Linked DNA regions of Mus musculus: region 2 is linked to region 1. A link is a contact called in ENCODE Hi-C or POLR2A ChIA-PET data. All regions are on one chromosome and are shown on one strand. The core of a region is the stretch at or near the end of the contact, and the rest is flanking DNA. Distances in the headings are between cores, read along the strand shown.

The links. A loop is a pair of places that touch in the nucleus more often than their neighbours do. ChIA-PET counts read pairs that join two places held with the same protein, here RNA polymerase II (POLR2A).
Region 2: a map of heart shows a loop between it and region 1 (2.7-fold over the local background). The contact joins two enhancer-like sites. A Hi-C loop is called at or near these places in 5 of 37 maps with a recorded cell type or tissue (CH12.LX, heart and v-Abl transformed pro-B cells). POLR2A ChIA-PET finds 5 or more read pairs at or near these places in 3 of 5 experiments (Patski and embryonic stem cell).

The regions. Positions count from the first base shown.
Region 1 is chr8:36,120,151-36,123,215 of GRCm38, reverse strand. All of the region lies in intron 3 of Prag1 (PEAK1 related kinase activating pseudokinase 1), which reads right to left. Among named protein-coding and RNA genes, the nearest start is that of Prag1, 27 kb to the right of the region's middle. Within about 2 kb of position 1,660, at least 1 of the 3 ENCODE cell types and tissues checked has a DNase peak (open chromatin) inside an H3K27ac peak, as active enhancers do; it is heart, where a contact is called at or near this core.
Region 2 is chr8:36,157,723-36,160,761 of GRCm38, reverse strand. Gm38414 (predicted gene, 38414) reads right to left here. Exons shown (of 4, transcript NR_151736.1): 3 at 916-1,015; 4 at 1-831. Among named protein-coding and RNA genes, the nearest start is that of Gm38414, 3.2 kb to the right of the region's middle. Within about 2 kb of position 1,451, at least 1 of the 3 ENCODE cell types and tissues checked has a DNase peak (open chromatin) inside an H3K27ac peak, as active enhancers do; it is heart, where a contact is called at or near this core.

The DNA.
Region 1 (3,065 bases), core at 411-2,910:
GAGAAAAAAAATAAAAAGCTTAAAATCCCAAAGGTAGCTTGTGAGCCTCAGCAGAGTGTTCTGTCAGATGTAAGGCCAAGCGCCAACAGGCGTGGGTTAACCATGTATAACAAGGCTCCACTAATAACGATAATTTGATTTGTTTTGATTTTGATTCCCCAAGCTGGTGCAAACCCTCTATCAAATGAAATCTGTCGTCCCATGACTTAAGGAAGTAACTTCAATGGACAAAACCCACATACACTAGTCTTTCCTCTTCGGTGGGGGAAATAAGCCCCATGATGTCTGCTCCGTGCTGTGACACACGACCTATTCTTGCTCAGACTTCCTTTCCCAACTCCCTCTGTCCATTGTGTGCAAGGTCACGGCAGATCTGTGTAGAAACGCAGAACTCGGTGGCACGGCACCCAACCACATCTCACTCTGCAGCTGCTACCGGGTGCTTTCAGAATGGCTTTTCCCTCCATTGTCCCGAGAGAGCGAAGTTTTGTAAGAGTGATCTCTACACTACGCTGGGAGAAAGCTTAAAAAAAAAATCAGCCGGAAGAGCCATCTGCCAGACTTCCTCATTCATGGGGACAGGCCTCATCTAAAAATACCCTCAGAGTCTCCGGAATGAGAGCTTTCAGAATGGCTGCAATCCTTCACGGAGGCCATGTGCCAGTGTGTGGCATGAGGCCGTATCTTCAGCTTCATATTGCCGCCCCTGGTGACAGCACAGTACACAGTGTGACTGAGGAAGCGAACTCATTCTCCCAGCTGGATTTAGTTTACTTCCTACACACTTAGCCAAGAGCTTCCTGCCTCCGTAGCTACACATTTGAAAAGACAAATAAGCCCTGTATTGGCGTTTGAAGCAAACTCCTTTAATTTTGACAAACACACCACCAAATGGCTAGAATAGATCACATCTCCCTTTAAGTTTAGTGATAACATGTCAAAGACCTAATGAGAGAACTTATAAAAGACTAACATTCCTGTCCCAGAAGTAGAAGCCTCTTAAACATTTCTGCGCACCTTTCAAAACCACTCAGCATTGGCTTCAGATTCGAGCCATCGGCTAATGCCTCAATGACCAGTGAACACACAGCTCTTACCATGCTAACCCCCAGCCGGAGATGTGATCCTCATCAGGGTGGCCTGGCAAGCCCCGGGACAGGCCGGCCAGTGACTTCAAGCCAGCCAGTGACTTCAGGTAGCATGGAGCTCCAGCTGTGGTCCAGAGTGCGTTCTTCTACTGCTGTGAGTCCCCAGCTCCCAGCTCCGCTTCCCTTAGTTCCTCTCTGACTTTTCTATAAAATGCACTTCCTGAGGGAGCACAGGAAAGCAGGGACGGCTCTGCCTCTGACCCGCGCCTTTAATCACCAATTGTCTTTTTTGGCCGGCTCTAAAAATACATTACGTTTCTCTACTTACTTTCTAGTACTAAGGCCCCCCCCTCTCTGAAAATTAATTAAGTCATTCAGATTTGCTTGGTAGATAGAAACACCCCTTTTGGAGTTTCTTTCAGATGTCCGAGTTAATTGCAACACATTCTCCTTGCTGTCTATCTGCAGTAGCATTTCTAAGATCCCTGACAACACACACACACACACACACACACACACACACACGTTGCCTGCTCTGTGCTGGGTGTTGCTGGAGGATGCAACCATGAATGGGATCGGCATAACCCCTGTGCTTCGACAAACCTGCAAATGGTAGGAAAATATTTCTCAAGCTATTTTAGGGAGAACACAAGCCACGTCGTTACGTTAGAACGTCTTGCAATTCTGGCTCAGACTCTTTCTAGAACAATGTTATCATTGCGACAGCTGAATGCAGACTCCTACACCGAGTGCCCACAGGGATTCTTTATCTTGCTTGCCATATTTCTGTCACTTGCACGGGACAGAAGAACAAATCACAGGCTTTCTTTGGCATGCTCATTTTGAAATATTCTCCTCTAATATCTACAAACACATTAGAAAACACCAGAGGGTAGAAGTCGGGTAGGCTGGTATATGTCTATAACCCCATGCTGGGCAGTGGCAAATGGAAGCAGGTGGATTCCAGAGCTTGAAGACCACCTAACTCAGTGGTTTTCTCTGTAGGTCACAACCCCCCTCGGGGCATATCAGATATTTACATTATGATTCATGACGGCAGCAAAATTATAGTTATGAATTAGCAACCTAATAGTTTTATGGTGGGGGGGTCACCACAACATAAGGAGTAATATATAAACTAAGTAATGTATTAACGGATTGCAGCCTTAGGAAGGTTGAGAACCACTGATCTAGGCGAATGGTTAAGCCAGTGCTTCTATTGAGAGATGCCCCCTGACCCGCTAACGTAGATAAACACTTGATCCTCAGAGGGTGAAGCGGTTTGGAAAGGTTTAGAAGGTGTGGCCTTGTTTGCAGAAGTATGTCACTGGAGGCAGGCCATTTCCAGTTAGCTTTCTCTGCTGCATGCTTGTGCTTCGAGATAAGAGTCCTCCACTGCCCACTCCTGCCATCACGCCTGTGGCCCGCTGCCCCATGCTTCCAAACCAGCCACTATGGACTCTACCCTTATGGGACCGTAAGCTAAAATAAATCCCTTTTTTCTCTAGGTTGCCTTGGTCATGGTGTTTTAACATAACAACAGACATGTAACTAATGCAGCTAGGCCCCAGGTTCAGTAAGAAACTCTGACTCGAAGTAATAATAATTAATAATAATAGTAGTAGTAATAATAATAATAATAATAAAGTAATAGAGGAAGGTTCCCAGTACTGACCCCTGGTCTGCACAATGCACTCCCCATCTCCATCTAACCACACCCTCACAATACAACCCTCCCCACCTACACACACACACACACACACACACACACATACACACACACCTATACAAAGAGGTACACCATTTTGGTCAATATACTACCCCTTCCCCTTATAGATTCATTTTTCAAATGAAATTCATCTTCTCCTGGTCACCAAAGTGCCCAGCACTTCCTTCCTTTCTCCCTGTCCAGGCAGAGAGGAATGCTTTCCTTTCTCCTTCAAGCCTTCCACCCTTAGGTGTGCACTGGCTCCCCTT
Region 2 (3,039 bases), core at 202-2,701, 38 kb before region 1:
GCTTCAAGCTAGACAGAGTCCAATAGTGAGAAGGGAAATGGATCTAACCCAGAAGTGATCGATAACAATTCATTTTCTTCAATGGAGTCTCACTAGATATATAAGGCACATTTAAGGGCACCCCCACCCCATGCTCAGGAGTAGATGGCGAACACACAAACACAAAACTTGATTTTTTATTTGTTGTTTGTTTGTTTGTTCGTTCCATATTGCTTTGTTAGGGCACCTTTTATCTTAGTTGTCTTTTTCTTGCATATTATATCTTCTGATTCCGTGTTTTTGTGGATTTTGTTTGTATGTGTGTGTTTCTTGTGTTCTGTCAATGTTTTTCTTTCCTTCCATATTTCTGTCTGTCTGTCCTTATTCTGGTTTGTTTTCTAGAGAAAAACAAAGGGAGGGAGAGAGAGATGGGGGAGAGTCAGATGGTTCGGGAGATGGGGGAGGGAAAACCATAATCAGATTACATGGTAGGAATTTTCAATTAAAGATAATAATAAAAGAAAATATGTCACATAAATGCATAGAAATCATAATCATTTTGCCAAATCCAGATACCCATAAACTGTGGGATGGGCAAATGTATTTTGCACTAAGAATACTGAGGTCATGTGGTACCCCACTGAAAGTGTCTGAGGGGTGTCAAAAGGGATTTCAGAAAACTTGCCAAGATTATTACAGCTCTTAATAACTAAACAAAGCCACAGTCTTTATCAACCAAAATAGCCACAACTGCTAAGGCCTCAGAGAACATCAGACAGTCATCTCATTGTGATGCGTGACTGGCAAGACGATCTCCAGGCAAGACATGACGACCTCCAGGGTTGGCATGTTCTACAAACATGAATGAAAATACATTTCCTTAGGAGTCTTCTGGATGCACGAAGTGGTTAAACAGTTAAGATTTGGATATTTTACCTCACGAGTGGTGTCTGTTGTTACTGTTGTTTGTAGTTCAATTCCTAGAACTGACCTAAAAGCTTGATTGTAGAGGCAGGTATCCATTATCCCATTCCTCCTATAACAAGAAGGGAGGTGCAGACAAGAGAATCATCTAGAAGCGTGTGAACTACCAGCTAGTCGGGTACTACCCTGCTCTGTGTCAGAAACAAGACCTTGCCGCAACAAAATGGGCAAGCAAGGGCTCTCCACAAATTGTCCTCTGATCTCCATGTGTGTACTCACCCTCTATCAAGATCTCAGAGTTTGCCAAGCACTGATGTTGCTAACTAGACTCCAGAGATGAGATTAAAGGCCTTCTCAGCCAGCAGGTTCTGCTCCGTTTTGGGAGTCTCCAGTTCTAGGTTCGTGCGTTTGTGCCTATGCACGCATGCTCTGGGGAAGCCGGCCTTCATTGTCTTTACTTCCTCTGACCTTTCTGGGGGATGGCAGCTGGGAAGAACTGGCAGCTGCAACCTTACCCTGCTTAGGCCTGCGAGAGAGTCCACCTCCGGATGCAGAGAAAATTGTCATTCTCAGCCAAAACAAACACTTTCCCATCTGGGAAGGCCACTGAGTGACAAGTGGCTTTTGATGTAGACATCACTGCCCCAGAGAGCTATTTATTTGGAAGCAAGAGGAGGAGGAGGAAGAAGCTTGAGTGCGGGGGAATTGAGCTATCATATCCGTACTTCTGGCAACAGGATCTTCAGGGCTCTGGGCTAAAGAGATTACTCTGGTCCCTTCAAAGTAGTTTCTGAAACCACTCTCTTCCTGTCATAGCTCTCACGTGGCTTTATGGGGGCCCCTGGAATGGTTTGTTTGGGTTTAGCTCGTTGTGACAGACAGGCCTGAAGACCAGAAATGGGAACGAAAGCAGTTAGTCTGAACTCCGCTGCCGACTGCAGTTTAAGGGCACGGGGAGTCCCAGGAAGCCAGAGAAAACCAAATTCCTTTTGTAAAAACGAACAGTGAGGGGCTCTGAAAGAAAGCACAAGTCACTGCCGAGAAATAAAAGTGTGTCTTTTAATGCAAATCCAAATCTGGGGAAACTCATACATGGGTTTTGTTTTCTTGAACTGGGAACGGTCATTTAAAATGACAATATTCCTTTAAAATGACAATATTTAAAGGTTTTGTCTCTGTCTGGTCCAGCATGTCTCTCAGCGTAAAGTTCTGCATTCTGAACTCACCCAGGTTTAGTGGCACCAGGATGGTTATATTTAGGAGAGTTGGGACAGTCTGAGCATAGCCAGGAGCATCCAGCAAGTTCAGCATAGTAATAACACTAAGATTTCCAGCGGAAAAAAATCTCATGGTGTAGATCACAAAGCAGACAGCTTAGACAGCACAAGGATATCTCTCTCTCTCTCTCTCTCTCTCTCTCTCTCTCTCCCCCCCCCCCTCTTTGTTCAGATAGCCTGTTTGGTGGGCAGCAAAATTGTGCATATCGTACATGCCGGGCAAAGAAACCACGTGGTCTCCCATCCTACTTGGAGTCGAACACAGAGAAGCCTGGGGGGGGGGGGGAGGGCAGAGCAGAGATGCTCAGGAAGCTGACTGTGGCATCGAGGCAGTTTGAATTCAGGCTTGCTGCCAAGGGTGTAAGGAAATATAGAAGCAGAGACTGATACAGGGGCTGGCAGGGCTGAGCTATCTCACCCAGCCCACAAGGCTATACAGGGTCTCAGAACAGGAAGAAGGTACAGTGGCAGAACAGGGGCTCCGGTGGAGGAGTCGGTCCAAGAGAGAACTTTGTTTCTTCAAGGTACCAGAGGGAAGGTCATCCGTGAAGTTAGTAGAATCATTAGAAAAACAAAACAAAACAAAACAAAACAAAACAAAACAAAACAAAACGAAAATGGTTCTAATAAAAGTAGCGTGTGAACTGGGCATGGTGCAGCACTTCTATGTTCTCATTGCTTAGTGTTACAGGAAATATTAAAAAATATTTTAAAATATAAAATATTAAAAATAAAATATAAAATATTAACAATAAAAATAGTAAAAATATTTAATATTTTCCATAACAGCTTAGGAGCTGAGTCAGGAGATCATGAGTTCAAGGCCAGCCTGGGCTGTATAACAGGACTTTCTCCTTTC